2 separate regions of the Mus musculus genome follow, and region 1 is linked to region 2. Evidence: chromatin loops called from intact Hi-C (ENCODE). Cell type or tissue: heart. All regions are shown on one strand. Links, peaks and the distances in the headings refer to the core of each region. The heading gives the core; the rest is flanking DNA. Region 1 overlaps Prdm11 (PR domain containing 11). Region 2 overlaps Trp53i11 (transformation related protein 53 inducible protein 11).

Region 1 (9,934 bases), core at 3,286-7,285, 210 kb before region 2:
CAACTGTGGGTGAATCACAGTCACCGAGTCCCAGGACTTAACATGTTTATGTGACAGAACTTTCAAGAGAAAGTTTACTGCATCCAGCTAAGACTCAGGACCCATCACCTCTAATGAGGTCCCCTCCCTTTACAGTGGCGACACTCAGTGGCTTGGCACATTCTCGGAATTCTGCTGTGCTCATTCTTACGAAATACTGTCCTGTGTCACGTGGCCAAGGACCCCAGGGTTTCCAGGAACTGTCTCCTCCTTGTGGTCAAGACCAGTTGTCTACCAGGGGGTCTGAATTCCTAGCTCACACTCCCTTGTTGGGAAAACAGAGCAGGGTGGGAAACACCCGGGTCCAGGCTGTCCTGTAGAGACTGAGTTCAAGTCTGGCAGTTCAGAGTCAGGCATCCTAGAAATAAGTAGGTGACTGACAGTGGTGGGAAGGGCAGGGGTTCTGGACTGAATCTTCCCAGAAGATAACACATTGTTTTGAGTCCTGTCTCCTCACTAGCCTTGGGTACTGGACAGATAAGCACCGGGAGACAATTCTCAGGCCTCACCCACTGGGTCTTATCAAGTGCACCATATTTTCTAGCTGGGTCAGGAAATGACTATGGGTTCCGACTCAAGAAAGAAAATGGCTCAGGGAGTCGTCCACTTTGTTTAATGGGACTGACACAAGCCTGTCATGGCCAACGCAGCTTTCTACCAGAAAGGAAGTTGCCCAGGAAGACAGAAATGGGAAGACTGGACAAGAAGCTGGGCTCTGTGATGTCACCGGGTTAGGTCTCTGATATCCAGGCAGTTGCCCACATATGCTATGGGCTTCCTTTCAAGGCTTCCTTTTGGGAAGAGCTGGGACAGGCTCCCCATTCATTTCCTCTTCCTATTGAATATATTGAATATATTCTGGCTTCCTGGTCCCCACTGCCACCAAGACACCAAAATGGAAACCATTTCCATCTCAAACTGACCACTGTCCCTGGACTCTGACCTTGGTTCTTGTACACAGCCTTTAATGTGGCCTCTTCTTCCCCAACACCAGAAATAGAGGCCAACCAGTCTCACAGGTCTTGGGTATTAGAGGAGACCCAGGCCAGCTGCATCTCTGTATCTCCTGCCAACTGCAATCTTAATTTCCATGGTTATGCATTTTGGTCAGGAACTTAAGAGAATGATCTGGATTCCAAAGCCAAAGGTAGCTAAGAACTATTCAGAAAGTACATCATAGGCTACCATTTGAGGATTCCTCTCACGGAAGCTCTCTCCATGACAGGAGGTTAGCCAGGCTGACGGGTCAGAACACAGCTCTGTGGTGAGGCACACTCCAGTGAATCCAAGAGGAAGAACTCTGGTTCTTCTGAGGAGTCTTGGTAGGCAGGGCCTTGCCTTTCACAGGCAGCTACTGAGGTCAGTGGAGATGTAGCCACTACTGAGGAGTATCCCAGGATAACCCCTAATGGACAGCCAGGAGCCTCTCAAGTCTCCAGCCAGAAACTATTTCCTTCCCTGGAAACTGTAATACTTTGGGGGAGCATAAGGTTAAATTTACTTTTGATGTGCAGGAAAAATTAAAAGTTGACATCCATGGATGTTCAGCTGCCTTTGGCCTACAAGTCACTGCCTTTCGTTTGGAGGGCCAAGCATGGGGTTGAGCACGCCCCTAGGGAGTTTATGGAATCCAGAATATGCAAGGTCCACAGGGACCTCTTCCCCATACACTTTCCATTAGGCATCTAATCCCTGATTTGGAGGCTCATGGGGGTTCCCTGGGATAGGAAGAAAGAGAATACACACCAAAAAAAGATCCTGGAGCCTGGCTGTGTTCAAAGTGTGACATCTGATTCATTTTATTGCCATCTTAACAAAAAATATTTGAGAAGGCCAACTTGGGTTCCAGCATGGACAGGCGGGGCAATTCCAGGCACCAGGCTATTACTAGACAAGACAATATGCAGTCTGATGGATGGGGCAGGAACCACCAAAGAACCACAGATTGAGGCAATGGAGCCCAGGGCTCAGGGGCACAGCAGGTGCCATCCGTCCATCATCTCATGTAGGACGAAGCATGGTGTGTGTTTATAAACAGCGCTAGCAACAGCCTCAGTGAGCACTGGGTCCAGTAGGCTTCCAGGTCCACTCTGTTTCTTAGGGAGAAAGGGTAGGGTGTGAAAGGTCTGCTGGGGTCAGCCTCAGGCCAGGGATCGAGGTCAAAGCTGCACCTAGGTCAGAGTGAAGCCTTTGGCTTCTTTTCTCCTCCCTCACTCAAAGATCCCAGCTCTCTGACTGGGCCCCCTAAACAAAACTCAAAGCTACAAGTCTGTATGGCTAGGTGAGTATACAGCCCAAGCAAGCAGAGGCAAGGCATGCTGGGAGCTGGACAGGACACAGTCTCATTGGTTTCTGGCCTTATTAGGAGCCAGTGAGCGGACAGTCTGCCTGCTGGCTCCTGAGGCCAGGGCCCAGAACCTCCCCTTCATTGGCTGTGAGACTCAAGGCCATCACAGGCTGGCATACTCATCTCCACGCTGGTTTTGTTCCCTCTTCTAACTGTAGAAGCTGAGGCAGAGCTTAGGTGAGGAGCAGGATCCTCATCTATTATTAGTACTCCAGATCTGGCCTCTTGAAGAAAGCAGGCCAGGTCCCCACTATCATGGCTGTGTCATTTCTGAACCCTGAGATGTATGACAATGACTGGAATGACCAGTAATCAGTGATTGTAAAGACTGACTTGGCTTCCTGAGATGGCCTGCCATGTGCAGGCTCGGGGGGGGGGGGGAAAAGTTTATAGTATGCTAAGAATGCAAAATCATCTCTTTCCCCTCACCAGCACATCCCATTCTTCTCCCCCCACCAACCCCTCCCAAAGGCAAGCACAGCAGCCGAGCAACGCAGGGCAAGCACAGGGCCATGGCCGGGCCCCACCCACCCAGCTGAGCCAGCCCCGCCCACCCACAGCCCCGCACCACCTGAGAAAGGGCAGAATCAGGACCTGGGAGGTCAGCTCTGCAGCAGCCCTGAGTTGAAAGCAAGATTCTGTTGGATGCTGCCCCCTGCCCCAGCAAGGCCTGCTCCATAGGATACAGGATACAGGCCACGAGGAGAGCAGCCTTCTAGGCCAAGCAAGCATTCAAGCAGGCAGCTTTTCTTGTGTCTTGAGTATCTTCCTGAGATAAGGGGGTGGTGCGCCTGTACACCCGCTCGGTGAAAGCACAGGAGACTGGACTGCACCAGGTGAAGAGACGACTGTGCCCCACGGTCATCAGTCTTGTTTCTGGACACAAGAGACTCCCCCAACTCAAGGCCAGACACCACCGGCATTGCTTCTCCTTAGGCAAACTGGCCAGGTTAGAAATTGTGCTTTCTCTTCCGAGACCTGGTAGTCCGTATTGGGGCTGGTTCTGGGGGTGCTGGTGTAGGGCCCAGCAGGGGTGCCTGAGACTGGAAAGTGTGGTCCATGGGGGCTGCCCCTTCTGGCCCACGCTGAGATGCCTGAACTGCATCTCGGATCTCCATAAGCGTCTCACACATCTGACCAACACGGCTGTTCAGCTCAGCCATGGCCTGGCTGATGACATGCATGCTGCCGGCCATGTCTCGGTGCACAGTCATCAGCTCCTGGCAGAACTTCTGGAACATTTCAGTCTGATGGGCATGGGCATGCAGGAGATGCCAGTCCAGGCCCAGGGTAGGCGAGCTGGGATGTGGTTCTGGGGTCCTGCGGGCCTGGAGTGAGGGATGGGGCAGGACCTCTGGCTTAGGGTCCAACATCTTGGATGGGTCTGAGGAAGATGAATAGAGCAGCGTGGGCCTGGCCAGGGGGGCCTCTTCCTCTGGAGGACGCAGCAGGGGCATCCGGAGAGGCTGCTGTGAGGGCCCGGGAGCTTCCTCGTCTTCATCATCTTGGATCAGACAAGGAGAGAAGGACAGGTGATTACAAAAGGGTGGAGGGGGCAGCCCAGGTCACAGGTCACAGCTTTGAAAAGTCCCTGCTGGCCACCCGTCAGCCTACACTGGCACCACACACAGAGAAATGCCAGCTTCTAAGTCCCTGGGACGTGTAGGTCCAGCATCGGTAGAAGGGTGAGCGGGAGCTGGTTCCCTTCTTCCCACAGAGGCAGCTACATTCCAGGAAAGGATTGTCCAGCAAAGGAGACCCCAGCTCCAGTGGCAGCCATGCCAGCCTAAGGGCTCATGACCACGATTGTGCCATTACATTTCACTACCTTCAGAGAAACAATAATGACTGCTCTGCTGAACCCCCGGGGCCCCGGCTGGGCTCTTAGTGGGGCTCCCAGACCCTACGGTGTATTGCAGAGCTGAGAGAGCTACCCATCCCTGTGAGAGGTTCTAAGCTGCTCTCTTGTGAGCACTGGTCTCCACAAGGGAGGGACTTTTCAAAGTTGCTTGGGGCCACCTTGTGGCCTTGCTGGAATCCTAACAAACCACCACAGGGAGATGCCAAATGGCTGGAGATGAGAGGGAAGGGCTGATGCAGGACTCAGGATTATGTGGGGCGAGCCACCAGCCTTGTTGTCCCCCTGATGTGGGCTGTGAGGTCAGGCACATCATGGCCCACCCGTGAGTGCTTGATCTGACCACACTGATCTGTGGGTCTCCTGATGCTGGCGCAGTGGAGCCTACTGCTTCCTGAGCATACTCCATAAGTGGCAGCCAACCTCTTGGGATGCCAGAAAGGGTAGAAAGGAGCACTCAGAACGGCCATTACCCTTTCCCCAAGCCCTGAGGCCACTACGGTCCCAGCCAGGCTAAGCTTGTGATTAGTTAGTAGATTTGGGAGCCCCTGCAGTCCATGTTACCTCTGCTAATCTCATCATCTTCGATCTCTAGGAGACGGAGGGGTGAACAGGGCAGGATTCAGGAAATAGGCTTTTCCAGATGCTGCCCGCCCCGAGGTTTTAGCAAACCCTGGCAGGTCCAGGCCCAAGTCTGGTTCTGATGTCTCAGGGCCACCTCCACTTTCTGGAAGACTGTTTGCCTCATCTGGTTAACAAGGAAGTCACCCTCATCATGACCACTCTTTTCTACTCCCGAGGCTGACTTTGTGAGTGGCCACCTGTCAGAGACCTCAGCCAAACAGGAAATAAGCAGATCCCCGCGGCAAAGGGCCAGGGAGGAAGTCGGACTTGGTGAACCACTCTCCCGCTGGCTGAATGCTCGGCCCCACAGCCTCCTTGGATCCTCCTGCCCTGCTCACAGGACTCCACTGAGGACAGCAGATGAGGAAGGGTATGGGTGTGTGAAGAAGTGGGAGGGAGGGGATAGTTCTTCAGGGATGGACTCCGATGGCTCCCCCTCCTGGTGAACACAGCTAGAACAGCTAGAACCGCTAAAAGTCCCAGGAAGCAAGAAAGCAGGGGGATGGGGGGATGGGGAGGATGGGGGTGGGGTGGAGGAGACCAGCCAGTCCCAGGTGAGCACCAAGAAGCAGGAGCCAAAGAGAAGTGGATCAAGCTCAGAAGACGGGAGAGAAGTGGACAAAGCAGACAGAGTCACGGAGAAAGGTCTCTCCCCGGCCCAGCCCAGCCCTGCCACTCGGCTGCTGTGGTGGTGCCCCTCCCCCTGCCGGCTGGCTAGGATGGGGCTTCCCTGGCTTCTGCAGTTCCTGGAACGTGCCAAGCGCCTTCCTGATGTGGGCCTTGTACATGCTGTTCCCAGCCTGCTCGCCTTCCCCTCCCCTCCTCTGCGCCTCGCACCAGGCCTGGTTAACTCTTCCTCGCCCTTCAAACATCTTCCTCAGCCAGCCTCAGGCCTTCTCTACAGCTGCAGCCCTCCATTCATGTGTGTCCCAGACCCAGCCCAGACTGCAGAGCAGCAGGCCCAGGGTGGGAGGCCTGGAGATCACACAAGCTCAAAGCTGGAAATCTGGGATGTCCTGGACTGGGTGAGCCCTTATCCTTCCTCTAAGGTGAACAATAATCTAATCCAAGAAGGCACGTCTAACCTTTTGACACTGTAACACAAGGTCAACCACAGTTTCTGCTCCAGGTACCAAACAAACCAACAAAACACTTGTACTGTTTTAAACAAGGTTATGGTTTGGGTTCGGCCACCTTCATAGCTATGTGCACGTAACCCTTAGGCCACAGGATGGATCCACCTGGGGCTTATTTAGTCCGACAAGTGTCTGTGTAGGTTTTAGATGCAGCCCTGTCCTTCCTGCTCCCAAGCGGGCTTCTGGCACACAGTGGATGAGCAAGAAGTGGAGGCAAGACAGAAGCGAGATGGGGCCATGGAGAGAGTCAGGGAGACAGGCAGGGCTGAGAGCTAGCATGGGAATAAGTGCACACGAGGAAGCAAGCCCCACACTCGGCATCGATACTCACAGCTGGTAGACGGGCTGTCGGTTCCGTCCAGCTCTGCCCTGGGGAAGCCATGCCCGGCCCTGGTGGTGAGCAGTGCTGCCTCGATGGCTCTCTCGTGGGCAGCGAGCATGATGGGGTAGGTGTGGCCCCCGATCCCTGGGCCCGACAGTGACTGCCGCATGAAAGCCAGCTTGTCCTTGGTCCTGCGCTTCATGTCATCCCACCTGTGCTTAATGTCCTTGATGGAGCGGGGAACCTGGCTGACGGAGGTGATTTTCCGAGCTATGCCTTCCCAAATCTTGTCCCTGTCGGCATGGGACAGCCGCATGGTCTCTCTCCCAAAGAGAACGGCTTCGTGACGGGTCACCTCTGTGACCAGAATGTCCAGCTCCTCCTTGGAGAATTTTGGCTTCCTCTTACGCTCGGCCAGGGGCAGCACGTTCCTTGGGTTGAATATCCCACAAAGCATAATTGGGTAAATGACCGTTAATGAGGATGGTCCTCCTTCCTAATCACTGGCCCCATCTGGGAAGCCAGGGGACATCTGGGGCCACCAAGGCCCCACCACACCCTCCTCCTACAGCGATGCCTCCTCAGAGGGAAGGCAGGAAGGAGGTAGTAGGAGCCCAGTGACTGCAGGGTAGGCTGCCCTACCTCTCATCAGCCTTGAGCACCAGGAAGTTCAAGTTCACTCAGCTTTTGCTGCCTCGTTCTCCCCGTCCAGACCAGTTTCTGAGGGTTCCATCTACGTACACGAGCTTTAACCACTTAAGGGACTGGAGAAGCAGCTCAGGGGTTAAGGACATTTACTACAACTCTCTGCTGAGTATTAGAATTTGGATCTCAGAAATCACATCAGGTAATTCACAAATGCCCTTCATTCAAACTCCAATGGATCTGTTGCCCCTCTCTAGCCTCTTTGGGCATCTTCTCACACACACACACACACACACACACACACACACACACACACACACATACACACACACATCAAGTGAGTTTAAAACACAGCCTACAGTGGCCTGCAGTGGCTGTGGCACTGGTTGCTGGTGTCCATCATGTTGCAACCACAGAAAGCTTATTCTGTCACCTGTGACTTGTCTCCCATCTTCCAGTGTCTCTCATGTCCCTACTTCTGAACATATATGTTCAGAGAAGAACAATCTCTTCTCCCTCAGGGGCACCACCACAGGCTCCTTCCTCATGGCGTGGCTGCTGTGGTATTCTAGTTAAGATGCGAGGCACCCGTGAGCATCCACCAAGAGACATGCTACCCTAGCAAAGGCACCAGGATAACTGATTCTGCTGAGGTTCTTCAACCTGACCTTGCTCTGGCTTTAGAATTCAAAGAGCATTCCGGTTCTACCTGCCTTTTGCTATAGTTTTGAAACAAGAGTTCCACCCAGGAGGAAGCAGGGTGTTGAGGCTAACTCGGATCCCAACCCACACCTCTGGATGCTTCCAGAATCACAGAAGCCCCAGCAGCTCTCGGTTCCTCCACCCTTACTTCTGAGTCCTTTCAGCCAAGCGCGTGTAATCAGTCAAAGGAAAGCTCGCGGCTTCGATACCCAGCTCAGGACAAAGGCCTTGAGCTCAGACAGACTTGAGACTATCCCTGGGGACCACAGGGCCTCTATAAGACTAGAGTGAAGCCTATAGGGCCCTAATTACGCCGCCATGGGAAATCAGAGTCTGGGTCAGGAGAGGAGATTACTGTACAGTGTAGAATGTTCAATAATACACTTACCTTTTACTCCTGCAAAACCAGGAGTACCCACGCATGAAGCTGTGCTTACCTAGAACGTCTGAAAGCACTGCCCATGCGTCCCAAATGCCCCAGGCTGAGACTTACTGCATGCAGAGCACCTAACACAGAGCTTGCACAGGTTAACACTCAAGACATGAGTACCTTTGTACCTACTCTTTACTGGGTCCACCAGTAATTTCATAAGGATGTCGATCTACAACATCACCCCCAAAGCCCTGGGGTGACAACACAACTAAGAGTCTGTAAATTAGCAAGAGCTCCCAAAAGCAAAGCCACACACAAACACAATCACCAGCTCCTGGAACCTTCTTAACTCAGGACACGTCAGCCAAGACCACCCAGAGTCATCTGGGGTCAGGACAGGCTAGGGGTAGCAGGACAGAGTCATATTAACAAAGGTGGAGGAAGCAGCAGTCTCCCACCCACGGAACCCACCCACAGTCATAAGGAGCCATGCTCTGCTTGGTCCCTTGTATATTATCAGAAAGAACTGTGGCTTGCAGGTCTAGCTAGAGACACAGGACCCCAGGCCTCATTTTGCCACAGGTGACATGAATGTGAACAAGACTTTGCCCTGCTCTGGGTCTCAGTTTGTCACTGGGGCATGACCACCAGCACAACGGCTGTCAGCCTGAGCGGCCACATTGGAATCACCATCAAGAACTTGCAGAATCGTGATGCTCCGGACCCATCCCCAGCCAAGTTACACCAGCAGCCCTGCTGTGCTAAACAGTGGCCAAGATGGTTGAGATGAGGCACTATTTTCTAGGGGGCAGCGGGAAAACCCTTTGCCCAACCAAACAAAAGCTCAGAAATGGGAGGACACATGGGACAGGCCAGCTCTCTAAGCCATAGCTTCTGGAGCTCTGCAAGTAACAGTGTCACAGGATACATCAGGTTCACTCTTTCAGCAAGCCTGGACCTGACTGTGGTGACGCATGCGAAGGCCTAGCCCAGGGCTGTGCTGTCCGTCAGCAGTCTTTCTGCAAGGTTCATGCCCACTTGCTCCAGCTGTCCTCAACAAAGTCCTGGACCCTCAGAAGGCACATATCAAAGGCTCCTCCCTATTCCATCTGGACCCCCACACAGCACATGTCTGAGCCTCTCTGGCATTTATGCAATAGCAGGCATGCCTGTAGAGGTGCAGAGAGCAGAGGAGGGCAGGGCTGACCTGGCCTACTCTCATATGTTCCAATGTGACTGAGTTGACGAGATGCCCAGCATAAGGGATGAGACACTGCCAAGCTGACCTGGACCTCAGGGCAGAGAGAGAAGACGGCAGCTAGGAGCGTCAAGTACAACTTCTGGTGCCACTTTTAGGATAGCAGACCATCTTGTAGAGGAGGAGGCCACATGTGGGCGCTGATTCTGCACCTGCCTGCCGCAGTGGAAACAGCTGCACTCTCAATAAGAGGATGAGCCCAACTGTCCTGCAAACCAGCCGCAGCCCTGAGGTCATACAGGTGTCAGTGAAGCCACGGAGAAGGACACAGGGGACCTCCTCATGACTTTCCACTTCCAACCAGGTCCTCTTCATGTGCTCAGACATCCTGAGGCATCTCTTGCTGCCCCCATCTCTCACCTACCCATTGGTTCCCAAAGGTCACCCATCTGCTATCTGAGATGAACAGAACTATACATGATAGGGCCTCGATTCATGATGTAGCTGGGTCTCTGGTCCTCAAAGGTCTTCCTTTCTTCTAAACAAATCTAAATGCTCCATCGTTGCCCATGGATCCAGGCCACCAAGTGGTACTGGAGTTAAACTGACTTTTTTCCTAATACACACCCACTGGTAGGACCCACACATACCACACAGGCCAGCTCTGAGCATGGATGCCAACTCATTGTG
Region 2 (9,934 bases), core at 3,638-7,637:
GTTTCTATGGCAACCAGGCTTCCTGGGAAGGATGGGGAAGTCCTGGAGGATCAGCGTGGGAGGGGTGGACCCCTGCCTCATCAGGTCTGCTGGCCAGGGCTGAGTCTGGCTAGGAGTTCATTAATAACACAAGACATTTTGCTGTCCTTTGTGGAGCACAGACCAAGAGCCCGATTCTTTCGGCTGCACTCTATGGTGTATTGCAAACTACCTGGGTAGGCTCAGTCTAGTTTTTTAGATGAGGACTTGGAAGTAATTTTCTCGAAGTCACAGAGAAGCGGAGAGAAAGAGCTGAGCTTTGCCGCCAAGTTTTCCTAGTTATTAAGAGTGTGTCCCTCTGCTGGGTGTAGTGACACGTGCCTTTGATCCCAGCACTGGGGAGGCAGAGGCAGGCAGATCTCTGAGTTAAAGGCCAGCTTGGTCTACACGACCGCCAGGGCTACTCAGAGAAACTCTATCTCCAAAAAAAAAAAAAAAAAGGGCGTGTGGGGGGCGGGGGCGGGGGTGGAAGAGTGTCATTTCTCATTCTTTGGTCTTGTACACCCAGGGACCCTCCTTTTCCTGTGTTTAGACACCCACTTTCCTTGAGCCTGCAGCACCCCAGGAAGGTACTATCATCAAAGCCATTTATTATACTGGAGCTTCAGATGATACTACTAGATTTAAGGCCTCACCCCTTAGAGAGTGACCAGGTTGGAAGTCAGCCCTTTGTACAACCGTCTCTGCCCTAGGCCAATAGCTTCAATGTAGTTGAAGGCAGATCCTGACCCATGGGCATTAAGTTCCTGCCTATTCAGTGTGTGGTAGGAGCAACAGCCTGCCTGCCTCTTCTCTCTCCTTGGCTACCCCTGTAGACTGCAGTTAGGGAGGCCTGGGTTGTGAGGACAGATGCTCTGAGGAGCACAGACCCTCTGTTCTTCTTCTGTTGGGTCAGCCTTTGGAACTAGGGAGTGGGAAGTGAGGAGACATAGGTTGTAGATGTCTAGGGATGAACACAGGAGAACAGCTGAGCCCCGAGGAGGAGAGCAGGGGTAGAGCTGGCCTGCTGAGAGCGGGGTGGGGGTGTGTGTGGGGGAGTAGGAGGGGTAGGAGAAGGACCTTCCCACTAGGACGAGTGCTCAGAGTGACTGTCACTCTTAGAAGGATGGAGGTTGCTGGGGATGTTCTCGAGGACTCTGACAGGAAAGGGAGGCAGGACATGGTCTTGCAGGCACCTGTTTCATCTCTACAGTTGGGAGCATGAGGGTGGATGGTTAGCCACTCCTCCCACTTCCACAGTCACCGTGGAGATGTGGAGGCCCTTAGCGCACAGCGTGCAGGAAACCAAGCAGGCCTGAGTGGAAGGGGCCTTTTCCACTCTCCTCATCTGAGTGAGGAAAAGAAAGGTCGCTGGGAGGGAGAACAGACCCTGCCCAGGGCAAGGCTCATGGCTGGAGGGTGCTCGCCTACATTCACTGGCACTTCTGCATCCCTGCCCCCCACCCCCTCGTGCTCCTGTTCACAGAGGGAAACTGAGGCTGGGTGTGCCCTAGTGGCTCACATAAAGCCTGCAGCCCCTAAGAGTTAAGTGGGTAGAGCCAAGATTCAAAGCCAGCATGTTGCCAGCCTTCCCAGGAATGGAATGGGGGAAGTGCCTAAAACCCTTGGCAAATAGCTTTGGCAGGGAAGAGTCGGGGTGGAGAGGCCGAAAGGCCGTGTTTCTCTCTCTGAGTGTGTGTTAGTGTTAGTGGGTGAGTCACGGAGCAGAGGAAAACTGTCCCTAGCTGAGATGCTTCCAGCTCAACACAGAGGGCCATGCATGATTTAGCTAGCCTTGCACCTGGTACTGAGGTCTGGGGCTTGATCCCATGTGGTGGGTAAAGGGCTAATGAGATCATTCTCTTGGTCCTCTCTGTCAAAGCCACCGTGGTCCAGTGTAGGGGAAGTGCTGGGGAGGTGGCGGCATCCTGTCTAATAACTGCTGTCTTCACTGGACACTGTCCAAGACGGGATGCTGACCACTGAGTTGAGGGAGATGACATGCTTTGTGGCGTTCTGGGAGTTAGTCCCTCCTTTCCCCGTATGAGAGAGGAAACTGAGGCACAGAGGTAAGCAGATGGCATACAGGCCCACTTAAACCACTGGAGGTCCCAGATGTGAGTCCAGGCAGCGGAGTGTGCAGCCCTCCAGCTGTGGCACAGCAGTTGTTTTCTGAATTCATCTCTGTTCAGGGTCCTGATTCTTCTTAGACCAGCTCGGGGCGGGTGTGTGGTGTGTGTGTGTGTGTGTGTGTGTGTGTGTGTGTGTGTGTGTGTGTGTGTTCCGACTCCTGGTGATACCAGCAGAGCTCTGGTGTCTCGCTGTCCATGCCTGACACACAGAGGAACTCAGTGGATGGGCTGTGTTCTGTGCAGTGGCCTCTCTTCATACTCTGAGCCATATTTACCTCAAGGTTGGAGCTAAAGTCCTATTTCACAGACAAGGAGACTGAGGCTCGGATTAGTGAGGTGACTTACCCAAGTGGCACAGCAGGATTGAATCCAGTGACTTGTCACATCTGGCTTCATGAGAAAGTTTAAGAATCTAGGGTCCCCAAAGAGTAGGGCTAAAATAGAAACAGCCCACAGCTAGCGTTGTCATGCGTATCATGGATGGCGTGTGTGGTGCCCTGGCTGTTTGCTTTGTCCACACCCCATTTACCTCAGAGGCCTGCAAATGTGCGGTCCCCACCAAAAGCACACAAAGCACAGGCAGAAACAACTGAATGTCCCTGTTCGCTATGAGTGTCCCACAGAACAATGATGCACAGTAGAAAGGAATGGACGCCTGGGGCACCGGGCGAGCTGGGAAAGGCATCCCGTTGAGTGGGAGACGCTGCGCGGGCAAACGTTCATATGCTTTATGATTCTGTTTATGCTACACGTGAGAACAATCCAGACGGACCTGGAGTGACAGAGCTCAGACCCGTAACTGCTCGAAGTGGGAGAACTGGGTACACCCGGGGCTAGCACACGGCAGTCTTGACAGGTGAACTCACTGTGTCCTCACCTGGAAGTGGACATGTCATGAATGATCTCCACAGTCATTTCAGTGTGGATTAAGATGGGGGAGGTGTGTCAGAGGGGACATGCGAAGTATGTGCTGATGTCTCTGTCCTTCAAGGAGGGTTGGCTGGGCCGGGCTCTGCACCCTTGTGTGGTGTCCAGTCTGTCTGGAGTCAGGAGAAAGTGGTGGCCTGGGTTGGGGATTTGGGCCCCACTTGAAATGGTGTGACTGAAAGGACATCCCTGCGTCCCCTTAGAGGTGCTGAGTGCCTCTTTATGGGGCTTAGGCAGTTGTCGCATCCTGTCTCCCGCCATCAGGTACAGGAAGGAAAACAGCCACTCATTTCACACATGAAGAGTAAGACTGTGTGTCAGAACCTGGGGCCCAGGTCTCACTCGCCCTTCAGCCCCAGTGGTGACTGGGTTTGTGGTGTTGTCATTTGGAACAAAACCTCAGGACCTCTTCTATGTACCTCCCCTCCCCCTGGCATCCACACCGGCTGTGCCCCTCTGCTGGTGTGTTTGTTGGGATGCTCTATTTCATTCTAAGACTCTGGGCGTTTGAGAAGGAACCTGGGCTATCTGGGGACATTTCCTGGGGCTGCAAGACATCAGGGACATGGCGCTGGGCAGCAGGTGGAAGGAGGAACTTCTAAGCTGTGCCTTGGAATGAGTTTGCTGGAGTGAACGCGAGATGCTGGGGTACCAGGACCCTGGGCACTGGCCGGGTGAGCAGGTTGGTGGGGATGCAGGGCTGGGATGCTGTTCTTGTGTTCAGTGGGACTATGTACATCCTGGTGGAGCTCTGTGGAATGGTCTACATTTGCTCCCATCCTTCAGGGCATCCTTGAGATGCAGAGACTGGAGCTGCCTGGGGTCAGCCAGAGCCTCACTTGGTTCCCCTCCGCGCCCTGTGTTCTTTCCTAGGTTGTGAGGACTGAGCACAAGAGAGGGCCCCTCATCTCAGACTCCAGTGTGCATCTCAGCATCTAGCTCATTGCCCATCTCAGTACGTGCCCTGTGGTATGGGGTGGCATGACTCGGGGCTGTGGAAGATGGTGGGCAGATGGAGGCTGGGGTAGAGGCTGTGGATGCTAATGGCCAGGAGTGGTTCACGTCCAGGCAGTGTGGCCACTACTATGGAAAGCCTCATTTTCTGGGCTTAATGTCACCTTCCCTCATGACTAACACTCTCCTCCTCTAGGTTCTGGGCAGTGATGGCTGTTTAGGAGGTAGAAGGACCAGCAGGCAGTGGGAATTGTCTGGGCAGGTGGCTTAGGACTTAGGAGGCTCACTCTGAGTCTCTGAAGTCTCCTTTGTCTCGATAACCCAGAAATCTTGTCAATGAGATCCATCCTGGTCCAAATGCCTTTTCTAAAACCCATATTGCCACTCCAGGGCTGACTGTAAGGCCTTGTCTGACCCAGTCACCTGGGCTGTGTCATGTCCATGGGGGCCAGCCTGGAAGCATCCTCCTCAACCCATTTTACAGGAGAGGAAACTGAGGCAGCCGCAGCACCATCTTCTCTTAGGCCCCGGGTGGGGCCTGGCCACATTCTTCTCACCCTACACTGGGACCTGGGGTCTGGAAGTCCAGCAGGAACGATGGCTGAGGCCAGTGTCTCCCCATGTCCCTCAGCAGAAGAAAAAATGGCAGGCAAACAGCCCCCTCCGCTCATGAAGAAGCACAGCCAGACGGATCTTGTGAGCCGCTTGAAGACCAGAAAGATCCTGGGTGTGGGCGGGGAGGATGATGACGGCGAAGTGCACCGGTCCAAGGTGAGCCATGCTAGGAAGAGGAGTCATGAGCCTGCAACTTCCAGGGCCCTCTGCTCGTGTCAGGGGAATGCTATGCCCAGTGGCAGAAGTTTGGGGACAAGAACCCAGTGCTTCTTAGGGTACTGGCATAGACTGTCCTATAGACATGAGTGCATCCTGCTAGCTCTGCTGGTTATCCATGTGGTTATTGACCCATTGTACAGGTGAGGAAGCTAAGACTCACATAGAGGGGCTAAGTAACTTCCTTAAGGTTATATCAGTGACCCACAGAACCAGGCTTCCAGCCCCTGCTGGGCAGACCCTGAGTTTCTTTCCTTACCACCTCTTTTCAGTTCTCTTGTCTGGGTACCAAGGGAGGCAGGAGAGGTTGAGCTTGCATTGGGGAAAACATTTATGTTAATCAGGGATGTTCTGATGGCCCCCAGGTGTCCACAGGAGCTGGGAGGAAGGTGGGTGGGTGAGATGCTGAAACTGAAGACTTCTTCCCTGATGCCTCTGACTTGTGTGTCCACAGATCAGCCAGGTTTTGGGCAACGAGATAAAGTTTGCTGTGCGGGAGCCTCTGGGGCTCAGGTGAGCAGTAGGTCTCGTTTGGATGGTTTTGTGTCCCGGGTATGTGTAAGGTCCTACGTGACTGGGCCTTGCTCTGAATTACATCCACACTGTTCATTGCCTCCTCAAATAGCCCTGGCTGTTTGGGTTGCACAGGGTTCCCCCCCACCCCCCGTTTGGGTTGGCAGTGGGGGTCAGGGTGAGTGTGGCTGTAACTGTCTTCTCGGAACCTCCCCAGGGTCTGGCAGTTTCTTTCTGCTATGCTGTTCTCCAGTGTGGCCATCATGGTGAGTACTGTGTGTCCCCGCCCAGGCTGCAAGTAGGTCCTGAGACTTAGATGGGGGTGGGGGTGTGTGTGTGGCTCTTTCCCTTACCCCAGCTGCTGCTGTCTTCACTCTGAGGCCCATACTTCAGGGTCTAGGCCAACTCCCGGGACATCCTGTCCATTACTGGTGTGCCGTGCCCCCAAAGTAACCAGCACACATGCTCTGGGCTCTGGGCTCTGGGCATCCCAGCATTGGATGCTGCCCCAAGGAGGTCCCTAGCATTTGTCTCACCTCATAGCTGACCCTGTGCTCCTCCTGCTGCCCACAGGCCCTTGCCCTCCCTGATCAGCTCTACGATGCAGTTTTTGATGGGGCTGAAGTCACAAGCAAGACCCCCATCCGCCTCTACGGTGGTGCCCTCCTTAGTGAGTATTGCTGGGTCTCCAGCAGCCTGGTAGCCCTCTTCATCTGTGTCTGTGCTGCCACCTTGTGGCCATTGCTAGAATGCATGTAGTTGGTTCACTGCCCTGGCAATGGCAGAGGTAGCTTGGGCCTGGAGGCCCTTGCCCCATTGTGTAGATAAAGATACCAAGTCCTGGGGAGATGAGCACCTGGCTTGGGTTGGATAGGGCTTTAGAAGCAATGTGAGCTGTCTCTGGGGGGAAAGCTATAGCTGAAGAGCTGAGGACCGGAAGAGGGGCCGTCTGGTCTGAGAAGTGGGTGTTGTGGAATAAGTGGGTTCGGACTCCTGGGCTAGGGATCAGGCTGCCCCGGTGCTTGATTCCAACAGGCATCTCCTTGATCATGTGGAACGCACTCTACACAGCCGAGAAGGTCATCATCCGCTGGACTCTGCTCACTGAGGCCTGCTACTTCGGGGTGCAGTCCCTGGGTGAGTGGTGTAGGGTGGTGGGAAGGCTATCAGGGTGCAGGAAGAGAAGGGCAGAGCACTGGGTGCTCCTACAACATAGACCAGTGTCCTGAATCCACAGCCCAGCCGTTCCCTCCAAGCCTGACACTCAGGATGCACTTCTAGGCACCTGCCACTTGGGGGCAGCAGACTGGCCTAGGCTGGTGTTAGGCTTCTGGAGGTCGTCAGCCTGCAGTCCCACTCACCACAGGGATGGTCGAGGGTATTCAGCCTAGCCTAGCGTCATGATGGGAGAGGCTCAAGCACGTGTCTGCTCCTGACCTTTGCCTCCCCCGACTTCCTTCACAGTGGTCACTGCCACGCTTGCTGAGACGGGCCTCATGTCCCTGGGGACCGTGCTGCTCCTGGCCAGCCGCCTCCTCTTTGTTATTGTCAGCATCTACTACTATTACCAAGTCGGCCGGAAACCCAAAAAAGTGTAGCAGGCTGGGACCTGCCTGGGCCTGGACCTGGGCCCGAGCAGCTGGGGACTTCACTGTCCATGGGTCCTAGACAGGCCTGCAGGCAGGCAGGGTGCACACGCCTTCCTTCCCTCCCAGGCACTCCACGGAGTCATCTTGGGTCTCCTGGGATTCTAGGAGTGACAGACCAGGCTGTGGCCTCTGCACCCCACCCCTCACCCTTGTGCAGGGACAACTCCTTGCCCTGTGTTTCTTGGCCTCTAGACTCTAACAGGCAGAGTCTAGAGTAAGTTTTAGGGTCTGGGCTGAGTCAAGGTGAGTTCCTCTGCCAGGAAGCCCTTTCTAGGAGGTTGTGTCGGCCCCAGCAGGGGCTCTCAGCTTCTCCCCATCCAGAAACCCGATGTGTGAGTCCCTCATCACACACGCACACACACACACACACACACACACACACACACACACACACACACACACACGGTGTTTCTAGAGATCCAGTTGAGGACATCTAGCAAGGGGAGTGACTGCCTCCCTTGGGCCAAGTTCCCCAGCCTCAGCCTGCACATCTCTCTCTTTGGCCTGCTGGAGGGTACTCTGATTCTCTGGCTGGCCGCCTGCGTCCCAGAGCACCAGAGTCCCTTCCCGACAGGCTAGGGTTAGGCAATGTACCACAGGCCTGATAGTCCCTGGCTCCTAGCTGCCCATAGGCTCCTAGTGCATGAGGAATTCTGAGGAGAGGACAAGTGGGGACATTTCCTCGGCATGGCCTCCAAGGCCTGCATGGCTACACACCTGGCTCAGTGCCTCCTCCAGATCCCCTCCTGAGGCTGCCCCAAGGCCTACGGGTTAAAGCCAATAGCTGCTCACATGCAACAACGGAAGGAGATTCAAGAGTCTGCCATCCCTTAGCAGCCCCTAAGTGGGCCTCTAGAGCTGAAGACACACCCCTGGTGCCACCAGCCTGTGTGGCCCCTCCCCTTGGCCCTAGCTCCCAGCACCTCCCTACCCTTCAGCAGCAAGCACACTAAGAGATTTGGCCCGAGGCTTCTCCCTTCTGCAAGGGGGTGGTCCCCTATACCCGAGGAATCTTTCTCTAGGGCACCTGGGCTCACAGCCTCCCTGGGCTCGGTTGTTCCTGCTGCCAAGTGCTCTGTGACCATGGCCTTTGCCTAGTGGAGGGAACTCAGTGGAGGATGTGCCCAGCAGTGGCCGGGGCTGCTTCTGTAACCAAGGTCTGGCAGAGTAGCGATTCCCTGCGTGTTCAGGAAGGGCCCATTGTGTATACCTGCCTCTTGTCACTGGCTTGGTGCCAGTCCCTCAGTCCCACCTCTTTACTCGGACCATGGACCCTGCCACTGCCAGCTCTTAGTACAGTCCCAACTACCGTAGACCAGGTGACATTTGTTGACACCATTCTCAGAGGTGTTGAAGATTTATCATCTTGAATCCTCCACAAATACAGATACAGTCCCAAGGGAGGTAGTCGTAGAAATGGAAGACGCCAGCCCTGCGCAGCCTGCAGGGACATCCGCCAGGCTTCCCCTCAGCAGCAGGAGCCCAGGTCACCCTGGTTAAACTGCAGTGATACATTTAGGTGGGTGGGGTCAAGGCATATGTGGCCTCCGGGAGACACCTGCTTGGAAGGAGGCAGTGATGGAGATAGAGCCCCACTCTGAGTCTGGGCTCAGAGTGCCCTGACTGCTCTCCCCCACCCCATCCCCAGCTCCTCTTGTCATGCTTCTGCCTGGCCCCCAAGACTGCCTCTGTCATGGTCACTATTTATTCTTGGTCCCTTTTTCTTTTTGTAAGAAACAGTCACAAGAAAACAACAACAACAACAAAAAACAACCAATGAGAAACAATCTGCGTGGTGTCCTGTTTTATATTACAAAATTTCTCTTAATATAGAATATAAAAAGGGGAGACTTGGGAGATACAATGATAAATTAGCTCTGTTTCCTACTGCAAGGGACATTTACAAATTCCAAAATAGACTTTAGCATATGACGTGTGTGTGTGTGTGTGTGTGTGTGTGTGTGTGTGTGTGTGTGTGTGTGTATCAGAGTTCCTGGGGATGAAGGTGCTGGGTTCAGAACCCAGGTAGGCCAGGGGCTTGGGACAGGATAATGGGGAGCATGAGCCACAGGTCCAGTCTTAGCTCCTCGCCTGTCAGATACAGCTGTCCCTTAGGCCACTGCTCTGGGACAGGAAGTGGCTGTTCTGCTCACTACTGGCTGAGGCATCTTGGGGTGAAGGAAGAGCTCCCCTCCATTCCTCTGGGAGTACACAGAGCAGCTCACCAAGCCCCACCAGGATGACCTCAGACAGCCTTGCAATGGCTACCAGCAAGCTCAGAGGGTGAAGACTGTGTCTGTCTGGCCCCATGAGGATGCTGAGAAGCTGGGTTGAATCAGGGCTACTTGGGAGCGCTTCAGCGTAAGTGTGGAAAGTTCTGGTGAGGGACTCTGATCTGCCCTGGAATTGCCTAGGCTCCATATCTGGCTTCTCAGTCCCTCCCTGTCCCAGCCCTGCCCATCTCTGGAAGCCTGGGCTAGTTCTGGGTGGCAGCCGCTGTGGTTGGGCTAAGTCCTCAACCTAGCCATGAACTTCCAATCAATAGCCAAGCCATTTGCCTTCCTAGACAGTTGGAGTCCAGTACGTGCTGGGTTCTGAGTCAGCCTGGGTCCTCTTAGTCTGGGGGTGCAAGCCAGCAGAGGGGCCCCCTGATCTGGTGACTCAGCCTCTAGGGAGCTTACTATGGGGATGCCAATTAAGCTGTCATAAAGACAACTTCCGTATAGCATTCAGAGACACCCACTCCCCGGAAGGCCAGGCTGGGTGAGGACCACATAAAGAGGAGAGAAAATGGGAGAAGTAGCCCCCCTTGCACCCAGACAGCAGAATAGAACAGGCTATGGCTATGACTCCCAGGTGGCAGAAGGGCAAAGGAAGGCTGGAGTTCAGGTCAGGCTCTTCCATCTGAGA

Evidence for each region. A loop is a pair of places that touch in the nucleus more often than their neighbours do. Peaks named below come from ENCODE experiments on the same cell type or tissue, not always from the same donor. Only the 100,000 strongest peaks of a DNase experiment are listed, where the experiment ranks them.
Region 1: a loop joins it to region 2, with 2.3 times the contacts of the local background. A loop is called at or near these places in 3 of 42 quality-filtered maps.

The regions. Positions count from the first base shown.
Region 1 is chr2:92,982,897-92,992,830 of GRCm38, forward strand. All of the region lies in intron 5 of Prdm11 (PR domain containing 11), which reads right to left. Among named protein-coding and RNA genes, the nearest start is that of 4631405J19Rik, 41 kb to the right of the region's middle. In heart, for the core only: CTCF peaks have their summits at 4,423 (motif pointing left), 5,299 (motif pointing left) and 5,499; DNase peaks (open chromatin) are centred at 4,505, 5,095 and 5,635; H3K4me3 peaks cover 756 bases; H3K27ac peaks cover 3,069 bases.
Region 2 is chr2:93,192,947-93,202,880 of GRCm38, forward strand. It overlaps Trp53i11 (transformation related protein 53 inducible protein 11), which reads left to right. Exons shown (of 8, transcript NM_001025246.2): 2 at 3,951-4,032; 3 at 4,666-4,802; 4 at 5,317-5,375; 5 at 5,593-5,641; 6 at 5,949-6,045; 7 at 6,411-6,512; 8 at 6,840-8,811. The coding sequence starts at 4,674. The coding sequence ends at 6,973. Tspan18 (tetraspanin 18) reads right to left here. Exons shown (of 10, transcript NM_183180.2): 10 at 8,814-9,934. Among named protein-coding and RNA genes, the nearest start is that of Trp53i11, 10 kb to the left of the region's middle. In heart, for the core only: CTCF peaks have their summits at 6,107 (motif pointing left) and 6,679 (motif pointing right); DNase peaks (open chromatin) are centred at 6,115 and 6,905; H3K27ac peaks cover 195 bases.